2 separate regions of the Mus musculus genome follow, and region 2 is linked to region 1. Evidence: chromatin contacts called from ENCODE Hi-C or POLR2A ChIA-PET data. All regions are on one chromosome and are shown on one strand. The core of a region is the stretch at or near the end of the contact, and the rest is flanking DNA. Distances in the headings are between cores, read along the strand shown.

Region 1 (3,466 bases), core at 512-3,011:
CCACAGCAACAGAAATCTAAAAGGACAGGGCCAGTATGAGCTGTTGACTGTTTGCGATCTTACAGTAATAGTTATGGGTTCAGTGCAGTGAATGAGCGCAGCCAGGACCTGGTTTAGGTGGATGAAGGGTTCAGGGGAAAGGTCCTAGACACACCGGGAAGCCTCTGCTAGTTGAGAGGAGTCAAGCTGCAGTTTTAAGACTGTGAAGTACATTTTTGAGAGTTTCCAAAGCTGTCAGTGTGGTTAGAGGGTCTTGGGAAGAAGATGGGAGGCCCAATAGGGTGTAGGATTTTATGTCCCCAGCAACACCAGCTCCCTCAAGGGCTAGAATAAACCTATTTTAAACAGATCTTGGTGGTTCCCCATAGAGTGAATGGACTGTAAGCGGAAAGATAGGGGCTATTGCAATCATGCAAGACAGCAAAATTAAGGGCCTGTAACCCTAGGCTTCAGGGGCAATATCAGCTGCAATCTGAATGCACTTGATGCTGTTGTCCATATTTACAGGCATGGAAACGGAGGCAGGTCACAGAGACACATGGAGCTTTTTCAGTGCGTGGGCTCTGACAAATGCGACTTTGGGGCAGATCACTTCATGTATATAGACTCATTTTTTTTCTCCTCCGATAAGGTGGAGTAAAAGATAAAGGTTTCTTACTAGCCCATTATTTTCCCCTGTCTATTCCAGACATCCACAGGCGCTGGGTCCTAGTATGGCTGGCCTGCCTACTCTTGGCTGCGGCGCTTTTCTTCTTCCTCCTTCTAAAAAAGGACCGCAGGAAAGGTGAGTGCTTTCCTGTCCTGGTTTCCCAAGGACAGTCTCAAACAGTGGCGCTGGGGCTCAATTGGGTGGAGGGAAGGCAGGTCCGGGCTCACCCTCACAGGCTCCACTATCCCTGTAGCGGCCCGTGGCTCCCGCACGGCCTTGCTCCTCCACTCCGCCGACGGAGCGGGCTACGAGCGTCTGGTGGGAGCACTGGCGTCCGCGTTGAGCCAGATGCCACTGCGCGTGGCCGTGGACCTGTGGAGCCGCCGCGAGCTGAGCGCGCACGGAGCCCTAGCCTGGTTCCACCACCAGCGACGCCGTATCCTGCAGGAGGGTGGCGTGGTAATCCTTCTCTTCTCGCCCGCGGCCGTGGCGCAGTGTCAGCAGTGGCTGCAGCTCCAGACAGTGGAGCCCGGGCCGCATGACGCCCTCGCCGCCTGGCTCAGCTGCGTGCTACCCGATTTCCTGCAAGGCCGGGCGACCGGCCGCTACGTCGGGGTCTACTTCGACGGGCTGCTGCACCCAGACTCTGTGCCCTCCCCGTTCCGCGTCGCCCCGCTCTTCTCCCTGCCCTCGCAGCTGCCGGCTTTCCTGGATGCACTGCAGGGAGGCTGCTCCACTTCCGCGGGGCGACCCGCGGACCGGGTGGAACGAGTGACCCAGGCGCTGCGGTCCGCCCTGGACAGCTGTACTTCTAGCTCGGAAGCCCCAGGCTGCTGCGAGGAATGGGACCTGGGACCCTGCACTACACTAGAATAAAAGCCGATACAGTATTCCTAACCAAGTAGCACTCGTGTATCTGTTCCGAGGACCCGCTAACAGAGCCTTTAACCCCGCTGCCCTTTAAAGCCCGGACAGGTGCAGCCCGGAGCCGCTTCTGGTTGGCTAGTGTAGGGTGACGCCATGGCACATGGCTTTCCATAATTGGCTGGGAGAAGGCCCCGCCCTCCGGACTGCGGCGTTGAAGAAGGGTGTACTTTTTACGGAGGCGGTGGCTTTGAGGCGACTCGGCCCACAGCGCCCGGGGCGGAGGCGGGGACTTTTTTTTTTTTTTTTTCCCTCCTCCTCTAAGGTCTAGCAGGGTTTGGATCCTCCCAGTCCTGTTTCAGGCTGTGCCTCCATCTCCCAAAGAGGCTCTGAACTTGACCCCTTCTCTTCATATCCGGATCCGGGCTCCTCCTCCAGGACCGCCCATCCGCCTTTCTCTCGGAATATTTTGGGATCCAACCCTCTCTCTAATTTTGGCCCCTAATAACTCACTGAGACCCTAAAACAATGGGCTGACGCTTATTCTTTTGCCCGCGATCCCGGCCACCTCCCCCTACGGTAACGGAGAAATAATTTCTCTGCTGGAATCGTAGATTAGGCTCTTTCACCCCTTCCAGCGCCTCTGCTTCCACTACCCCAGTTTATCCTCGTTTTGTAATTACGTAGGTCTGGGGCTCTGAGCCCCAAGGCGCCTCGCTTTCCTCCCTTACAGCCTGGCTTCTCCAGTGAACCCTCCCCCTGCCCTCTATCTGCACGTCCCCAGCCTGGGAAAAGATGGCTCCACTGCCCCCAAGGGGCCTGGTCCCATCTCTGCTCTGGTGCTTGAGCCTGTTTCTGAGCCTCCCAGGACCTGTCTGGCTCCAACCCTCTCCTCCTCCCCATCCTTCTCCCCGAGCTGAGCCCCATCCGTGTCATACCTGCCGGGCACTGGTGGACAACTTCAACAAGGTGGGTGCACTAATAGCCACGAGGGAGGGGCCCATTATTGGAGAGCAGGGAGCTCTCTCTGCAAATCTGCATGGTGTCTAGTCCCAGTGTGGGTTGCTGGCTTTAACTGTATGGCATTTGGGTAAGGTGTGTCACAGTGCCTCAGTTTTCTGGTCAATAACATAAAATAATGAAATGTTAGAATGTTAGGCCGGGAGTGCCGGCACATTCCTTTAGTCCCAGCACTGGGGAGGCAGAGGCAGGTGGATCTCTGAGTTCCAGGGCATCCTGGTCTACAGACCAAGTTCCAGGACAGCCAGGACTATGCAGAGAAACCTTGTTTCAGAAACAACAACAAAACAAAAAACAAACTAATAAAAAATCCAAATGAATGTGTCTAGCTCTGTACTTAGATATTCCTAATTTCTTCCATATGCAGGGCCTGGAGAGAACCATCCGGGACAACTTCGGGGGTGGAAACACGGCCTGGGAGGAAGAGAAGTTGTCCAAATACAAAGACAGGTAAGAAGGTGGGGGCAGGGTATCTACCCCAACTCTGGGTTTCTGTTGATGATGTTGGATAGATTCTCTGCGGAAGCATTTCGCTCCCCAGATCCTGAACATTTACAGTACAGCAGATAAGGAAACCAAGCCCCATCTTCGAGAAACTTGCTTTTTTAGTAGAGTAGACACAAACAGTACACACAACCTGTCAGGTGAAGAACAAGAATGTGGGTAGACCACAGGTGGGTGGGATGTGTTCAGGATGGTCCGTTTGAACAGTAGGGGGGCCGACCTTCTGTTTCTCCCAAAGGTGGCTGGAGCAGAGTGAGCAGAAGGTTCTAGAGAGGAGTTTAGATGTCCTGAATGGGAGGCCAGAAAGGACACTGGATTTCCTGGAACTGGAGTTAGAGGAATTGGGAGCCACTATGTCTGTGGTGGGAACTGAATAATTGCTGAGCCATCTCTCCAGGTCTTAAGTGAAGAGATCACTCACACTCACAA
Region 2 (3,466 bases), core at 494-2,993, 48 kb after region 1:
TCTATAGGTAGCTTGCTTGAGCTTCTGATCTTCCTACCTCCATCTTTGAGTCCTGGCATTACAGGCTTACACTGCCATAGCTGGCTTATGCTGGGGTAAGGAACCCAGGGCTTCAAAGCCAGCTGTCCAAGCACTGTACCCAACTGAGTTACATCACAGCCTCATTGCAGAAGAAGTGTTTTTAGGGCTGGAGAGATGGTTCAGCCATTAAGAGCACTGACTGCTCTTCCAGAGGTTCTGAGTTCAAATCCCAGCAACCACATGGTGGCTGCAACCATCTATAGTGAGATCTGATGCCCTCTTCTGGTGTGCCTGAACACAGCAACAGTGTGCTCACATACATAAAATAAATCTTTTTTTTTTTAAAGTGTTTTTAATTTAAGGTGATCTTTAAATCACCAGCAAATGGAAATCCAGTATTACTTGCCACAAAAAGAAAGTAACTTTTAAATACGATAAAATGAGGTTTTTTTTTTTTTTTTCTTCTTCTTCTTTTTTTTTGGTTTTTCGAGACAGGGTTCCTCTGTATAGCTCTGGCTGTCCTGGAACTCACTCTGTAGACCAGGCTGGCCTTGAACTCAGAAATCCACCTGCCTCTGCCTCCCAAGTGCTGGGATTAAAGGTGTGTGCCACCACGCCCGGCAAAATGAGGTTTTTGTTTTGTTTTGGTTTTTGTTTTCTGTTCTCTGCAGAAACGTTTGAAACGTTTCTCTTCATTAAAGTGATTCCTATGTGATCTGGACAAGTCAAGGAACCAGCAGCACTGTCTTCAGCTAGTCTCTGAAAATGACTAGAATAAGTGATTGAAAACTGTTACTGATTTTAATGTGAAGTGGCTGAAGTTATGTCAAAGTTCTGTCTCCCACAGAAAAGCACTGTAAGAAGGCAAGTGAGGAGAGGAGGCAGGTGGAATGGTCCATCGCAACTCCTCACACGTCTCTGTGGTAGTCTCCAAGCTTTGGAGGCACTTTATACCTTAGCATCTCAGCAGATCACTACAGTTCTTTGGTAGTGTAGATTATGAAATTCACTTGCCTGGATGTTAGCAGGACTCAAGGGAATATTGCATCTGACTCTCAGTGGGTACTCTTAATAACGGAATGGAGCAGGATAGTTCAGAGAGAACCTCACTGACGGTTGGCAACTAGCCTAACAATATTAAGAACGTTTTCTTAAACACTTAGTACATGCAAGGCCCTGGGCTAAAGGCTTTTAGGTATCATCCAATCTAACATCTACATGCCTGCTCTCTCTATTAGGTAGGTACTGAGATTATTCCCATTTTACTGACAAAAATGAAACACAGCTAACCGCCAAGGTCAACCCGTAGGGGCGCGATGAAAACTCAGTTAAAGTGATACAATCAATCCCTGCACTTTCTTGACCAAGGTCACCCGGGAGTGAGGTCAGCAGGATAGGGTGAGGGTACTGACCTGTCAGACACTTGTTCCTGGGTGAGCTTCTTGTCGCTCTGCAGTAGGATTGACACGTAGTGGCGGATCATGCCCACGAAGAAAGTGATGATAACGATGGGCAGGACCACCCAGAGGCGGATGTTGGAGTCAAGCAGCAGCTCGGGCCCCGCCATCTTCGCTGAGAGTTCGCTGCGGGTCGGGAGGAGTTGGGTTCCTCCCGGCTTTCGGCTCCGGGCCTTCACCCGCCCCTCAGTCTGGCTGGCGTGGAATCTGGGGCAGCCTAGCTTTCTCCGCGCACTGTTTCCAGCTGGGCCGCCAGGCCGTCAACTTCCGGTGCGGGCGAGTAACGTCACGCCACGGCGCGGCTTTGATGGCGTCAGAGCGCCGTTCTTCTAGCGGGAAAGTCGAAAACGAAGGGAAGCAACTGGCGGGTCCCCAGGTTAGTGGCTTTTTAGGCTTTCCTGGGAGCGAGATGGTATCTCTCCGAAGTCAGACGGCCCTGACTTGTTCTAGTGTTTCCCTCTGAAAAGTGGCTGTCAGTGATTACATATTATTGTAGGAAACGCATAATAAGAAATCTCGTATAATAAGAAATTTGAACCTGTTTTTAGTTTTTGAGGCTTTTTTTTTTTTTTTTTTGGCAAGACTTATTTAATGTATATGTATGATTTGACCTTCTGTGTTTATGTGCACCACATGCATATAGGAACCCGAAGGGGCGCAGGATTCCCTAGAACTGGAGTTACAGGCAGTTTTGAGCCGCATGTTTGAATGGGAACTGAACCTGGGTCCTCTGCAAGAGCAGTAAACGCTCTTAATCCCAGAGCTGTCTCACCAGCCCAGGAACGTTAATCCTTAATAGAAACCATTGCCCTAGTCTGGAGAGATGGTTTGGAGGTTAAGAGCACTGGCTGCTTCTCCAAAGGTCCTGAGTTCAATTCCCCTTAACCACATGGTGGCTCATAACCATGTATAATGAAATCTGATACCCTTTTCTGATGTGCAGACAGAACATTGTATACACAGAAAAATAAAGAGAGAGAGAGAGAAGCTGGGTGGTGGTGTCACTTGAGAGACAGAGGAAGTTGGATCTCTGAGTTCGATCAAGGTCAGCCAGTCCTCAGAGTGAGAGAAACCCTGTCTCAAACAAAAGAAAGCAAAACAAAAAAACAAAACCAACCAAATAAAAAACAGTAATAATAATAATAGCCCATAGTCTTGGCTTTTAGGAGGTGGAGGCAGGAGAAGTTGCCTTTGGCTATGTATGAGTTCAAGACCAAACAGCTACACAAGACCCTAGAAGTTGAAAGTAAGACAAAACCCACAGATTCTGGCCTGTCTAAGAACCAAAAATAAATGAACAAAACAAGGAGTACAGATTCTGGAACCAGACTTTTTAGAGTTAGAACCTCAGCCCTTCCCCTGATTAGGAGACTAGTAATGGTATCTTTCTTAAGTTAGCATGTGAGAAATATGTAGATTATAATTAGAGCATATAAGACAAGGTTGTTTGTTTGTTGGTTATTGAGATAGGGCCTCACTGTATATCTGAAGCTGGCCTAGAATGTAACTGGTAACTATGTAGACCAGCCAGTCCAATTTACATGGTGGAATCCTGTCTTAAAAATAAATACGTACTAGAAAAATAGCTCAGTGGTTAAGAACACTTGCTGCTCTGCAGAGAATCTCGGCTCCTTTCCCAGCACCCACATAGTGGCTCATAACTATCTGTAACTTCACTTCTGGGGGCTCTAATACTCTCTTCTGGCCTATGCAGGCATCCAGTGTGTACATGGTCCACAGTCGTATGCACAGGCAAATCATCATACACCTAAGATTTAGATATTTTAAAAATAAAAATGACTGTCCTAGCACACACAAAGCTATGATGTTGAAACGGAAAACGTGTTCAGAAAAATTGTTCCTGCTTTTCTTCACTGCTCCACCTACAGGTAGACTAACGGTCCTCATAAGCTCTCACTCAATTCCCTGGCTTCTCTTCGATTGCAGTCACACAGACGTAGTTCAATACATTAAGACCTTGTAATGCT

Evidence for each region. Hi-C counts contacts between places; a loop is a spot of excess contacts on that map. ChIA-PET counts read pairs that join two places held with the same protein, here RNA polymerase II (POLR2A).
Region 2: a map of heart shows a loop between it and region 1 (7-fold over the local background). The contact joins the promoter of Emc3 here to the promoter of Creld1 in region 1. A Hi-C loop is called at or near these places in 4 of 37 maps with a recorded cell type or tissue (gastrocnemius and heart). POLR2A ChIA-PET finds 5 or more read pairs at or near these places in 4 of 5 experiments (Patski and embryonic stem cell).

What each region holds. Positions count from the first base shown.
Region 1 is chr6:113,481,595-113,485,060 of GRCm38, forward strand. It overlaps Creld1 (cysteine-rich with EGF-like domains 1), which reads left to right and starts at 1,762. Exons shown (of 10, transcript NM_133930.2): 1 at 1,762-2,482; 2 at 2,901-2,983. The coding sequence starts at 2,309. Il17rc (interleukin 17 receptor C) reads left to right here. Exons shown (of 18, transcript NM_178942.1): 17 at 689-784; 18 at 903-1,569. The coding sequence ends at 1,525.
Region 2 is chr6:113,529,895-113,533,360 of GRCm38, forward strand. It overlaps Emc3 (ER membrane protein complex subunit 3), which reads right to left and starts at 1,744. Exons shown (of 8, transcript NM_175101.3): 1 at 1,434-1,744. The coding sequence starts at 1,588. Fancd2 (Fanconi anemia, complementation group D2) reads left to right here and starts at 1,788. Exons shown (of 44, transcript NM_001033244.3): 1 at 1,788-1,854.